2 separate regions of the Homo sapiens genome follow, and region 1 is linked to region 2. A link is a contact called in ENCODE Hi-C or POLR2A ChIA-PET data. All regions are on one chromosome and are shown on one strand. Each heading gives the region's core, a stretch centred on a gene start or an enhancer-like site at or near the end of the contact. The rest is flanking DNA. Distances are from core to core; before and after follow the strand shown. Region 1 overlaps SREBF2 (sterol regulatory element binding transcription factor 2). Region 2 overlaps MEI1 (meiotic double-stranded break formation protein 1).

Evidence for each region. Hi-C counts contacts between places; a loop is a spot of excess contacts on that map. ChIA-PET counts read pairs that join two places held with the same protein, here RNA polymerase II (POLR2A). Pooled maps may share reads with other maps.
Region 1: a loop to region 2 is called in a map of endothelial cell of hepatic sinusoid, with 6 times the contacts of the local background. The contact joins two enhancer-like sites. A Hi-C loop is called at or near these places in 1 of 168 maps with a recorded cell type or tissue (endothelial cell of hepatic sinusoid) and 4 of 50 pooled maps. POLR2A ChIA-PET finds 5 or more read pairs at or near these places in 7 of 52 experiments (A673, HEK293, Panc1 and 4 more).

Annotation. Positions count from the first base shown.
Region 1 is chr22:41,882,698-41,889,820 of GRCh38, forward strand. SREBF2 (sterol regulatory element binding transcription factor 2) reads left to right here. Exons shown (of 19, transcript NM_004599.4): 11 at 2,145-2,314. Among named protein-coding and RNA genes, the nearest start is that of MIR33A, 15 kb to the right of the region's middle. Within about 2 kb of position 1,339, at least 4 of the 41 ENCODE cell types and tissues checked have a DNase peak (open chromatin) inside an H3K27ac peak, as active enhancers do.
Region 2 is chr22:41,777,161-41,784,286 of GRCh38, forward strand. MEI1 (meiotic double-stranded break formation protein 1) reads left to right here. Exons shown (of 31, transcript NM_152513.4): 22 at 1,548-1,652; 23 at 4,124-4,234; 24 at 4,525-4,685. Among named protein-coding and RNA genes, the nearest start is that of CCDC134, 20 kb to the right of the region's middle. RefSeq lists enhancers at 4,156-4,205, 4,216-4,315, 4,466-4,515. Within about 2 kb of position 4,096, at least 12 of the 41 ENCODE cell types and tissues checked have a DNase peak (open chromatin) inside an H3K27ac peak, as active enhancers do.

The sequences.
Region 1 (7,123 bases), core at 89-2,588, 100 kb after region 2:
CGAGAGGCTAAGGCAGGAGAATCACTTGAACCCAGGAGGTGGAGGTTGCAGTGAGCCAAGATGGCACCACTGCATTCCAGCCTGGGCAACAAGAGCAAAACTCCATCTCAAAAAGAAAGGATAAAGGCTGGCACAGCAGTTCACATCTGTAATCTCAGAACTTTGGGAGGTCAAGGAAGGAAGGTCGCTTGAGCCCAGGAGTTTCCCATCAGCCTGGGAAACACGGGGAGACTCCATCTCTCCAAAAAAAATTCAAAAAATTAGCTGGTTTTTGTGGTGTGTGTCTGTGGTTCCAGCTACTTGAGAGGCCAAGGTGGGAGGATCACTTGAGCCTGGGAGGTAGATCGAGGCTGCAGCGAGCTGTGATTGTGCCACTGCACATGCATGCAGAGATGAACAGATAGAGGATGGGGAGTCAGGGGCAGAGGCTGCCTGAGAGGAGCAGTTGGAGAGGTCTGAGGAGACACTGAGATGCTAAGTGTTGGAGGAGCAAGGTCAGAGAGTTGAGGAGGGGAGATTGTTGCTGGGACACCCAGTAAGATGAGGGCCAGGAATAACAGTAGGATGTGGTAACTGGAAGGTGTTAGATACCTTGATGGCAGTAAGGAGCTTCAGCCAAAAGTGGAACAGAGCCAGGCAAGTGATGTAGGAGTGACCAGGAGATGAGACAGTGGGGCCATTGTGCAGCTTTAATATGTGGGCTCATGGTAGAATTTTAGCAGAAGGTCCCTATCTGCAAATTTGCCCCGCTGTTATCTTGTCTGTTCCTCAGTGTGCCCTTGGGACAGAATAAGCCCATACTCAGGTCTCTGATCAGGCTGTGTCCTCCTTGCTGCCAAATTCTGGAGAATTCCAGCTGAGAAGCTTTACGTCACTCATTCCTTCCATACTCACTGGCATTCCCTGTGTGAGGCACTGAGGGGACAGAGGTAACTACAGTATGGTTGCCACACTGCCCTCTCACCTCCCTTCCTGTGTCTCCTGCAGGAGGAACACCTGAGGCCAGTACAGAATGGAGTGTGGAGGCTGAGATCTCCCTAGGCTGATAAAAAGACAGGGAGGCAAGGCAGCCCAGGAGGGGGAACACAGGGCTGGATGAGCACGGGAAGCCTGGCTTTGCCACTGTCTGCACCTTGACATGGGCACTTCCTCCCCTGAGGCAAGGAGACTGCTTGCCCTTGTAGTGAGGACCAAAGCCAGCAACAGTATGAAAGCCTCACGAGAGCTGTGATGGGCCCTTGTGCCTGTGCAAGGATACTTTGTTCCCTGATTAGGGGATCAGCCCCAGATGGGCCACTGTGCACCTCTCATAGGGGAGGGTGTGGTAAGCCTTCCTGGCCTCCCACCCACTAACCCAACATGTGTTCAGCTGTCCTTGCTCAGTTTACGTCACTTCCCCCTCAAACGGGTATGTGTTTGTGTATTGTGAAGGCGGGTTTTTTTTTGGCTTTTTTGGGGGACAGAGTCTCGCTCTGTTGCCCAGGCTGGAGTGCAGTGGTGCGATCTCAGCTCACTGCAACCTCCGCATCGCAGGCTCAAGCAATTCTTCTGCCTCAGCCTTCCAAGTAGCTGCAATTACAGGCGTGTGCCACCACGTCCAGCTAATTTTTTCTATTTTTAGTAGAGATGGGGTTTCACTGTGTTTGCCAGGCTGGTCTCGAACTCCTGATCTTAAGTGATCCGCCGGCCTTGGCCTCCCAAAGTGCTGGGATTACAGGTGTGAGCCACTGGCACCCAGCCACATTGTGAAGGTTTTTTAATGAAAATAAATTCAAATCAGTTCATCTAAAAAAAATTTCATTACCTCTGTTGAATGTTTGGAAACACACAGTGTGGCTGTGCTGCTGACATTGTTATGTTGCACTGTGCGCCTCTGAGTCCTATACAACAACCTGCAATTGTGACAGCTCTGGGTGTGACAGAAATGGGTGCCATGTTCCCAGCTACCCTGTGAGGTAGACAGGAACACACAGCCAGTATATCACAGAGCCTGGCATCCCATCCTGTGATCAGGCCTGTCTGATCACAAAGTTCACCTCGCTTCTCCCCTGGTTCCTCTCTTACTTTGATCGTGCTGGAGAGAGCAGGAAAAAGTTTGGTTTTGGGGCTCCATCAACAATAGTGTCTGTTTCTGCCCACCCTAGGGAAGCTTCCTGCAGGATCCGCCTGTTCCGATGTACACATGGCGTTGTGTGCCGTGAACCTGGCTGAATGTGCAGAGGAGAAGATCCCACCGAGCACACTGGTTGAGATCCATCTGACTGCTGCCATGGGGCTCAAGACCCGGTGTGGAGGCAAGCTGGGCTTCCTGGCCGTGAGTACCCTTCGGTTCCCTTCTGTAAACCTCCCCTGAGCACTTACCTAGCCAGGAGTTAAGATGCAGAAGCAGTTATGAACCCCCTTCCCCATCAGGTGCTGCCCACCTGGAGGGGTAGGCAGGCATTCATTCAGTCGCTCATTTCACCAGGACTCCCAGCAACCGATAAAACAGACCAAAATTCCTCCCCTTGTGGCCTTAATACCATAAGCCTTGTAGGCAGGACATTTTGGTCCCCTGAGGTAATATGAGGTAATATGAAGATTGGTTCAGCAATAGCAGAGCTACTGTACTTGGGGGTTAATATGCAACTTTTCTGTTCTTCAAGTGGTCATAAAAATTCTTAGAATCCCCTGGTTATGTCTCATGGTTCTTTCATTTACTCAGAAGGTATTTATTGGGCATCTTGTATTGATCACAGCACTGTGAATCCAGAAATAAAAGCCAGTGCCTTTGCCAAGCTACAGAGTTAAAGAAAAGAAAAATGAAATGAATAAAAGTAAAAGAAAACCTGTGCCTGTCTACAAGGAGCTCAGGTCAGACGAGGGCAGGGATTGTGGCTATCAAGCACCTCCCATATGCCTAGCTAGGAGCCAGGCTTGGGAACTCTCAAATGGGTAATTCCCGGTCCTTGTTATCAGCTAGCTCACAACATGCTGACCTCAGGCTTTCTCTTACTCTAGCAGAAACAGGTATGTTTTACTTTGTGTCCCACTATGGATAGACTGCTGAATACATCAGGTATGTTCAAGCATTACCACATCTCTATTTGTTTCCGTATCTCAGTAACAGCAGAGATGAGCTGAGAATGAATCAGAACGTGCCCTGTAGTGACATTGATATATTTCCTGAGGTACATCACGATAGTCTAGGGGACAAAGGGCGCAGGGAAGCCCAGTGTACTCTTTATGTCTACACTTGATCTTAGCCAGAAGGCTGAGAAGTGATACTTTTTATGTCTTACCTCTGTTTCTGGTGACTACAGATAAGAGACTCATCCCTTGATTCACTCATTCAGCAAATATGACTGAGCACCGTCTCTAAGCAGGACATTTGCCTTGTCCTCAGGGAGCATAGTTGGCAAGGAATCTAGACAGCAGCCCTTCTTGAGCTTGACATTGATCTTCTCATGAGGAGGACTGGGCTCCAGGTGGGGAAAGAACCCCATCCTCACTTGTGGGCTAGACGACCTGGGAGTCCACAGACACTGAAGACACATCATTCTTCCTATTCATTTCAACCTTCCCTCGACAGATCTTCCTGGGACCAGGTCTTCAGGACAGTGTGAGCTAGGGTGAGCTCCTGAGCTGGTCTTGGGGGAAGTCAGGGTGGGCTTTCTGGGGAAGGTGAATCTAGGCTGACAGCAGGAGGCATTGATGAGATCTCTCTCCTTTTCAGTTTATTGAAGTGCTCTGGGCTGATGTCATTACATTTGTAACTTCCATGCCCCCCAAAAATGTTTTGAAGACATTCATTTTATCAAAATACAACATACATGCAGAAAAATGCCCACATTTTAACTTACGGCTTGAAGTGAAGTTACCCATGCAACACCCACCCACATCAAGAAGTAGAACATTCCCAGCACCCCCAGAAGCCTTCTTGAGGCCCTCCCTGCTCTTCCTGCCCCAACCAAGGTAACCACTCTTCTGAATTCTGTCACTGGAGTTTAATCTGTCTATTGTTCATCATTTCAGTAAACTTATCAAAGTACATGCTTAGAAGTCTGGCTGGGAGGGCCGGGCACGGTGGCTTACCCCTGTAATCCCGGCACTTTGGGAGGCCAAGGCGAGCAGATCACCTGAGGTCAGGAGTTCAAGACCAGCCTGACCAATATGATGAAACCCTGTCTCTACTAAAAATACAAAAATTAGCCAGGCGTGGTGGCATGTGCCTATAATCTCAGCTACTTGGGAGGCTGAGACAGGAGAATCACTTGAACCCAGGAGGTGGAGGGTGCATTGAGCGGAGATCACGCCATTGCACTCCAGCCTGGGCAACAGAGCAAGACTCCATCTCAAAATAAATACATACGTACATACAAACAAAAATTAGCTGGATGTGGTGGTGCACACCTGTAATCCCAGCTACTTGGGAGGCTGAGGCAGGAGAATCGCCTGAACCTGGGAAGTGGAGGTTGTAATGAGCCAAGATTGCACCACTGCACTCCAGCCTGGGTGACAGAGTGAGTGAGACTCCGTCTCAAGAAAAAAAAAAAAGATTACAATATGCATGTCAAAAAGTATACAAATCATAAATACACAGTTCAGTGACTCCACAGAGTAAACACACCCTTATAGCCAGCAGACAGATCAAAGTACAGAACCAAGACCCCAGAAACTTCTCTTGGGCCCTTTGCAATCACTAACCTGCCCCTTCCCCCAAGCCTTCCAGCCTTCCAAGGGTAACCACCATCCTAGTCACCTCAGATGCTTTGCCTCTGTTTAAACTATATTAATATAAGGAGAGTCTTGCAGTATACACTGTTTTGTGTCTGACTTATTTTGCTCAATATCATGTGTAAGAATCATTATGTTGTTATGTAGAATTATAGATTGTTCGTTCTCATATTTATAGTGTTCCATTGTATGACTAGATTATTGCAGATGAACTTTTTAGTTGTTTTCTGGCTTTGGTTATTATGAAGGGTGCTGCTGTGAACCTCCTTGTACACACATCTTTCAGGAAACGTGACTGCATTTTTAGGAATGGCATCGCTGGGTCAGAGGTTGTGCGTATTTCCAAATTGTTGGCCATTCTCCACTCCATCAGCAGTGAACAAGACTTCTAGTTCTACATCCTTACCGAACACATATAATGTCAATTTTTTTAAGCCCTTCTAGTGTATCTCATTGTAGTTTTCATTTGTACTTCCCAGGTGATTAATGAGATTGAGCACCTCTTCTTACATTTATTGGCAATTTGGATAGTCTGTTTCGTTACATTCAATTCAAGTCTTACCTCTTTTTCATTTGGACTATCTGTCGTCTCATTGATTAGAGGAATTCTTTATTCTGGAGATTACCCCTTTATTGGATATATGCTTTTCAGATACCTTCTCCCACTCTGGGGCTTGCCTGTTCTGTCTTAATGGTGTCTAGTGAGAGCACAAGCTCTTAATTTCAGTGAAATCCAGATTATTAGTCTTTTCCTTTACAGTTAGACATTTTAAGTCCTGTTCAATAAATCTTTGTCCTACCTCAAAGTCATGAAGATATTCTCCTATGTTGTCTGCTAGACGCTTTATTTTTTACTCTTTACACATATGTACCTAATCCACCTGGAATTAATTTTTATAAGAGTTGGAGGTAGGAGTGCAAGATCTGTTTTTCTCCATAAGGATATCTACCTGACGCAGAACCTGTTATTTTAAAAACTATCCTTCCCCTGCTGCACCAAGTGGCACCTTTTTTTCATAAATCAAGGATCCGTGTACCGTGGGTCTGCCTCCAGATCTAGTCTGTTCCACTGCACCATCACCACCCAACCCTAACGGCTGAGTTTTCTCTTACGTCTTGATGTCTGGAAGTGTTGGTCTTCCAGATTTAGTGACTAACGATGAATCTTGGGTGTTTCTTTGTAGCCTCTTCATTCTACAGAGGTACTTGATGCTGCTGATGGACATTTGGGTTGTTTCCAGTATTTGCCGTTATAAACAGTGCTTTAGGGAACATTTTTGTCCATTGTCTTCATGCACCTCCATAAGAGTTTCCTCAGACCAAATCTGTAGAGATGGTGATGCTGTGTCAAAGGATATAAATATTTGAAACTTAATAGTATTACCAAATTTGCATATTCAGTAAGATGGAAAAAGGAGAACTGTCATCTTTAAAGTAACTGCTCTTCTCTGTTTACTTCTCTTGAGAGAGGATAAAGAGACTCAGACAGTACTTTCTTATAAAGGAAGAAGCTTTGAATTTGGTGAGATATATTTAGCTACAAATGAGCCAGTTGTTGGGGGCAAGTGGAGGGCTGGCCTCTGTGAAAATGGTTTAGACTAGAGGTTCCCAAACTTGCTCAACTCATGACTCAAGATTCCCAAACATTCTCTACTCACTATGTCTCAGTAAATTTTTCATGGCATCCCTTAGCCAAAAGAAATACCTAACGGTTCTGGTTTTCGTTTTTTGAAACAGTGTCTTGCTCTGTTGCCCAGGCTGGAGTGCAGTGGTGCAATCACGGCACACTCTAGCCTCAACCTCTCTGGGCTCAAGTGATCATCCCACCTCACCCTCCCGAGTAGCTGGGACTGCAGGTATACACCACCACACCGAGCTTATTTTTGTATTTTTTGTAAAGTCAGGGTTTTGCTATGTTGCTCAGGCTGGTCTCGAACTCCTGGGCTTAAGCGATCTGCCCACCTCAGCCTCTCAAAGTGCTGGGATTATAGGCATGCACCACCGCGCCTGGCCTCTGTTAAGTAGTTAAGTTTGAACATCCTAATAGGTATTTAAATTGTCTTAACAGCTTAGTGGTCATTTGAAAAAATCATATGTCAAGTTGAAAGAAGAAATAATATTTTTTGCTAGGAGTGGTAGCACACACCTGTGGTCCCAGCTCCTCAGGAGACTGAGGTAGGAGAATCTCCTGAAACCACGAGTTTGAGGCTGCAGTTAGCTATGGTCACACCTGTGAATAGAGCCACTCCACTCCAGCCTGGACAACATAGTGAGACCATGTCTCTATTAAAAAAAAAAAAAAAGAGGTTGGGCACGGTGGCTCATACCTGTAATCCCAGCACTTAAGGAGGCTGAGGCGGGTGGATCACCTAAGGTCAGGAGTTTGAGACCAGCCTGGCCAACATGA
Region 2 (7,126 bases), core at 2,846-5,345:
TTTTTTTTTTTTTGAGAGAGGGTCTCACTCTGTCGTTCAGGCTGGTGTGCAGTGGCGTGATCTCGGCTCACTGCAACCTTCACGTCCTGGGTTCAAGTGATTCTTCTGCCTCAGCCTCCATAGTAGCTGGAATTACAGGCATGCGCCACTGCACCTGGCTAATTTTTTGTATTTTTATTAGAGGTGGGTTTCACTATATTGGCCAGGCTGGTCTCGAACTCCTGACCTCAAGTGATCCGCCCGCCTCAGCCTCCCAAAGTGCTTGGATTACAGGTGTGAGCTACCACACTCGGCCTAAAATTATATTTCTAAGCAAAGCGAAAGGCAATCTGTGGCTACCTGACAGAGGACTGAGGGTTTGGAAGTAGATTTAAAGGTGTCAAGAGGAGATGAGTTATTTCTTTTCAGGGAAGGACAAGCCATGTTTAGCTGATAATACTGGTTAAGAACCTTAAGATGTAGTGGAAACATAGTGGGAAGGCCATGGGCATTGGATTCAGATTTGGGTCTATTTGGGCCATAGACTGGGTGACTTATAAACAACAGGAATTTATTTCTCCCAGTTTTGGGGGCTGGGAAATCCAAAATCAAGGTACTGAAAGATTCAGTGTCTGGTGAAGGCCTACTTCCTGGTTCATAAATGGCTGTCTTCTTTCCTTCCTTCCCTCCTTCCTTCCTTCATTCCTTCCCTGCTTCCTTCCTTCCTTCCTTCGTTCCTTCCTTCCATCCATCCTTCTTTCTCCTTCATCTTCTTCTTTCTTCTTCTTCTTTTCTTCTTCTCCTCTTGTTCTTCTTCCTCTTTTCCTCCTCTTTCCCCTCCTTCTCCCCTCCCTCCTCCTCCTTCCTTCCTTCTCCTCCTTTCTTCCTTCTCCTCCTTTCTTCCTCCTCCTTCTCCCCTGCCCCCCACAGCCTTGACCTCCTAGGCTCAAGCAATCCCCCAACCTCAGACTCCTGAGTAGCTGGGGTTATAGGCATGTGCCAGCATGATGACTTGTCTTCTTACTGTGTCCTCACATGACAGAAGGGGTGAGGGAGGGAGCTCCTCGCAGTTTCTTTCAAAAGGCCACTCATCCCATTCATGAAGATTCTACCCTCATGATTCAGTCATCTACCAAAGGCCTCACTTCCTAATACTATTACATTGGGGGTTAAGATTTCAACATGAATTTTGGAGGAACACAAACATTCAGACCACAGCATCCTGCCACTTTCTGGCTGTGGGACCTTGGAGAAGTCACTCAGCCTCTCTGAGCCTCAATTTTGTAAGTGCAAAATAGGAATAACAATCCATGCTTCACATTTTGTTTAGTGGGATTAAATGAAATAATGAATTCCTGGTACCAACCTATGTCTGGCACTTAGTATATCAGTTACGCCTGTTCTAAATGAAGAAAGAAATAGGAGTAAATCCCAACAAAACACCTCACCCCTTAGGAAACAAAAAACTTTGAACCTGTTATTAAGGGCCATTGAAGCAGGGCAGGGTGTCTGACCTTCAGGTGATCTGAGCATCAGGCTTCTTGCCCAGTCCTCCTTGTTCTTCACAGCCTCGGGGAACCTACCATTGCTGCTGAGCCTCCTCTCCCTGATGCAGCTCAGGAATGTGTCAGAGCAAGAACTGGACAGCGTGGCCATGAAGCTCCTTCACCAAGGTGCCCTGGCTGCTTGGGATAGCGCCCAAGGGCCCAGGGCTGGACGTGCAGTGGGTGCTCACTAAGTAGGCTGGTGTTCTTCTTTCTTCTACTCTTTCATCCCTTTGGAAGAAGCTAGTAGGTCAGTCTGTCCCTAGGGTTTTCTTGCTAAAGGACCTCTCAGGGCTTTCTCTGCTTGTTCTCTGGGAATGTTTGGGAGACACCCTACCTCTGCAAAAAATCAGCATTATGAGGCCAGGGGGGTGCTCATGCCTGTAATCCCAGCACTTTGGGTGTTTGAGGCCGGAGGATTGTTTGAAGCCAGGAGTTCAAGACCAGCCTGGGCAACATAGCAAGATCCTGCCTCTACAAACTGCCAGGCCTAGTGGCTCACGCCTATAATCCTAGCACTTTGGGAGGCTGAGGCAGCATGTCGTTTGAGCTCAGGAGTTCAAGACCAGCCTTGGCAACATGGTGAAACCCTGTCTCTACAAAAAAAATACAAATAATTAGCTGTGTGTCGTGATGCAGACCTATATATAGTCCCAGCAACTTGGGAAGGCCGAGGCGGGAGGATTGCTTGAGCCCAGGACGTCAAGGCTGCAGTGAGCTATGATCTCACCACTGCACCCAGCCTGGGCAATGGAGTGAGACCTCGTCCCTAAAACAAACAAATCTGTATGACAGGCACAAGCTCTAGAGTCAGGAAGGCCTGGGTTTGAATCTCAGCTTAGTCACTAGCAATCATCTAGTCTCTGTGAGTCTTAGGTTCCTCATAGGTAAAGTAGTAGTACTTTCCTAAACTAGGGTTAAGATACGGAATACTTATCTAGTTGTTAAGATAAGGAATACTTATCTAGTTAGATAGAGAATGTCACACAGTGCTTGACACACAGTAGACCTTCAACAGATCCTATTCATGCAGATTCCTTTTTTCCTGGCACAAGGTCAGCTCTCCAGCTCATCCTACAATTGACTCAGATCTGATGATCCAGTTCACAGTTCTCCAGGCTTTTTTCTTACCCACACCCCAAACCTCCTCGGTTTCTCAACTCATGATGCTGCCATCACTTCACAGGCAGCACCTGCAGGAAGATTTGCTGAGGGAAGGTTGAAATGAATAGGAAAAATGACATGTCTTCAGTGTTTGTGGACCCCCCAGCTCCTGTAGCCACAGGTGAAGATGGGGCATCTTCCCTGCCTGGAGCCCAGTCCACCTCATGAGAACATCAGTGTCAGATTCAAAAAAAGGCCACTGGGGACGCATTGCAGATGGCCTCAGCCTGGTGCCAGTCATCACCAGCCTGTCTGTGAGATCAAGGCTGACACTAAGCTAGGAGGGGGATCTGTGTGTGACAAACTCAGCCTTCAGAAGAGCCTCTGACAGGGAGTAACAGGCTGAAACCCACACATGAAATGTAATAGGACATTTACATATAATCCTTGAGCACTTCTATATGACAGCAGAGAGTAGAGGACTGTGGTTCGGGGTGGAGGTACTGGTGTGGGAGGGAGCTGAGACCTGCTTGTCTGGGTGAGCACCGAAGTCAGGGTGTGATGTGGCTGCCAAAAAGTGAATGGAGCTGTAGGTAGGTTTCATATTAGGATGGGGATAGGGAGATGGGAAGTGGGAGTTCCCAAGAGTAAAGGGATATGTTCTATAGATATCTACAGTGTAATGTTGCACTGATGAGGCCTGGGAGAATGCAGAAGCACATCTAATCTTGCCTTGAGAGGTTAAGGAAGGCTTCAAGGGGGAGATGAACTTTGAGCTGAATTTTTTTCTTTTCTTTTTTTTTTTTTTTTTGAGACAGGGTCTCACTCTGTCACCCAGGTTGAAGTATAATAGCATGATAACTGCTCACTGCAGCCTCTACCTCTCGGGCTCAGGCGATCCTTCCACCTCAGCCTCTCGAGTAGCTGGGACTACCAGTGTGTGCCACCATGCCCAGCTAATTTTTTGTATTTTTTTGTGGAGAGACGGGGTCTCACCACATTGCCCAGGTTGGTCTTGAACTCCTGGGCTCAAGCAATCTGCCTGCCTCTGCCTCCCAAAGTGTTGGGATTACAGGCGTAAGCCACTGCGGAGGCCTGAGCTGAATCTTGATTGCTGACGGGGACAAGAGGAGTTAGCTAAATGAAGTGATGTGAGAGAGGGGATGTGGCAAGTGCAGGGAACTGCACTTCATTCGACTGTTAAAGTTCCCTTGGGAAGGTGGTGACGATGTTCACAGGATGGATCCCTTTGAAATCCTAAAGTCTTTCTGTGATGTGCAGCTGTAGGCTGCTTGCCTGATGTTTGTCTAGATGGAGGGTGTGAATGTGCCTTAAGGTTTGTCACTGTGTTTCTTTCCATTGGTTGTAATATCAGGGATACTTAGTTTGTGCTTGCTCCCCAAGACTGACATCTGAAATAGCCAGTCGCAGGCTACCACCTATGACAAGTGTGAGTGTTTTGCGACAGGCCGACTGGGGACTTTCATCTCTTGCAGTAAGCAAGCTGTGTGGGAAGTGCAGCCCCACTGACGTGGACATCCTGCAGCCCTCCTTCAACTTCCTGTATTGGAGCCTTCATCAGACCACACCCAGCAGTCAGAAAAGAGGTGCAGGGGCCCGGGCTGGGACAGTGAAGAGTGCTGGGCAGTCTGTGGTCCTCTGTATCTCAACTTTTTCATCTTAAAAAAACAAATAGGGTTGTGTGTGTGGCTGGTGGTCATAAGGTCCTTTCTGGCTCTAATAACCTGAGCTTCTGTTATGAAGCTGGGACCCTTAGAGCCTCAGGATGATCCTCTGTTTGTTTGTGAAGCCCCAATCAGGTGCTAAGCACCATAGTGGCACTTAGCTGAAGCTCCTCTGTAACTCCTGTGGGCCCTGCCTTGCCCACCCCCGACAGCTGCTGCAGTGCTCCTGAGCAGCACAGGCCTGATGGAGCTTCTGGAGAAGATGCTGGCCCTCACCTTGGCAAAGGCAGATTCTCCCAGGACTGCACTCCTCTGCTCTGCCTGGCTGCTCACTGCCTCCTTCTCTGCCCAGCAGCACAAGGGCAGTTTGCAGGTTAGTCTTTAACTCCTGTGGCTTTGAGGCATGGGGTGGCACTCAAAGGAGTGTTGAAGATCCTGAGTTCTGGTCCCAGCTCTGGGGGCTTATTAGCTGTGTGACCTTGGCAAGGTATTTACCCTTTCTGAGCTCAGTTTCCTTTCCTACAAAATGGGGAAAACATCTCAGGATTGTTGTGAGGTTGTTTCATATTAATCCACTTAACACATAAGGTTTACCTACACTCCAGGCTCTATTCTTGGCACAGAGGAATAAAAAATGAATATAGCATGTGTCCTACCCTTAGGGAACTTGTAGTCTTTAAGGATAAGATTGTACTCAGCAAAGATAGTGGGAGAAGGCATTCCAAGTAGAGAGAACAATATGAGCAAAGGCATGAAGCTGCACAAATTCAGGACATGCTCTGTATATTTGGGGAGTGGTGAGGTGCTCTGTGTGATGAGAAGGTGGGGAATGAATGGAGCAGAAAAGACCAGACGGGGAGGCAGAAGCCAGCCTGCGACCTTAAAGTGCAGCATGGCAAGCCGTGGAATGCCACACATGGTTAACTGTCATTATTACTGTTCGAGAAGGTGATGCAGGGAAGAGGAGAGCAGTGGACTTATCCACAGAGCACCTCCTTCCCCTCAGCCCCTCCCTCTTGTAGGGCCTTGTCATCACAGTGCCCTGCGTGAGCTCCTCTGTGGGCTACTTCTCATGGAAACCATCTGCTAGCCTCTGTGGTATCCTCACACTGCGCCCAATACTGTGCCAATCTAGTGATGGGCACACAGAAGTGACATGAGTTTTAAACTTTGGCCTCTAGAGGGGCAACAAGCTGTGGCAAATCTATGCTCTGGCAAATCCTGCAGGTTGTTGCCTGTGGTTGGTTTAGGACAGAAACCTTTCCTAATTTTCCGTGTGAGGCTGCTGGGCTCATCCAGCTGTCTGCAGTCACCTGCCTAGGAGAAAACTTGCATTTTGTCCTTGGCTCTGCCCTGGCCCTCAGCTCACACCTAGGCAATTACCTGCTCCTAGCTACCTCCAGTGCCCTAACTCAGGCCTGATCATTCGTCCTCCCCACTAATGTGACCTAGTTACAGTCTCCTGGCCACCCGCCTCTTCCCTCCTCTGCATGTCCTATCATTGCAGCCACAGTCTGTCCTCACACCCCTTCTGCCCAAGCTCCTTCAGCAGCCTTTTTGTCCTCCTCTAGGCCTGGCCCTCTGCAGCCTTACTTTCTGCCATTCCCACCCACCTTCCCTGTCCTCTGGCCAGGCATTTGTGCTTCTCCCAGTCAGCTATGCTCCTTCACATTGCCATACCTTTTTTTTGTCTGTTTTGTTTATTATTAATAGACTTCATTTTTAGGACAGTTTTAGATTTATAGAAAAATGGTGCAGGTAGTACAGAGAGTTCCCATATAACACCCCCCCTCACCCCCGACACACATACACAGAGTTCCCTGTTATTTTATTTTTTCAGACAAAGTTTTGCTCTAGTTGCCCAGGCTGGAGTGCAATGGTGTGATCTCGGCTCACCGCAACCTCTGCCTCCTGGGTTCAAGCGATTCTCTTGCCTCAGCCTCCCTAGTAGCTGGGATTACAGGCATCTGCCACCACACCCAGCTAATTTTGTATTTTTAGTAGAGACGGGGTTTCTCCAAGTTGGTCAGGCTGGTCTTGAACTCCTCACCTCAGGTGATCCACCCACCTCAGCATCCCGAAGTGCTGGGATTATAGGCGTGAGCCACTGTGCCCGGCTTGTCTTAATTTCATAGATGAAGAAAGTCAGGCATGCTGAGAGAGGTGCAGTAACTTGCCCAAGGCCATACAGCTGACAGGTAGCAAAGCCAGGATTTTATTTTATTTTTTAAAGAAATGGAATCTGTCGTCCAGGCTGGAGTGCAGTGGCAGTATCCCAGCTCACTGCAGCCTTGGCCTCCCAGCTCAAGTGATTATCTCACCTCAGCCTCCTGAGTAGCAAGAACTACAGACACATGCTACCATGCCCAGATAATGTTTTTGTATTTTCTTGTAGAGATGGGTCTTCGCCATGTTGTCCAGGCTGGTCTTGAACTCCTGGGCTCAACGAATCCTCTCACCTCAGCCACCCAAAGTGCTGGGATTACAGGTGTAAGCCACTGTACCTGACTTGAGAGCCAGGATTTTGATTTGGCCTGTCTGACTCCAGATCTTCTGAGTTAGGTGTATAGTGAACAGAGCCAGAGACTGAACCACAGATGAGGCCAGAGAAGGCTGTCTGATGGAGGAGGCCAGTGAGGATGGGGGAGATTTGGAAGAAAAAGAGTTCTCCAGGTTCGGACTTGATTCTCCGCATGCTCCTGAAGCCAGGGCTGGTGCAGCTTGGAGGACTCTGTGTGGCCTCCTCCGTCCCCTTTTGATGCAGTGGATATGTGGGGGGAGGTGATAGAAGAGATTTTCAGGCAGGTTATTTTC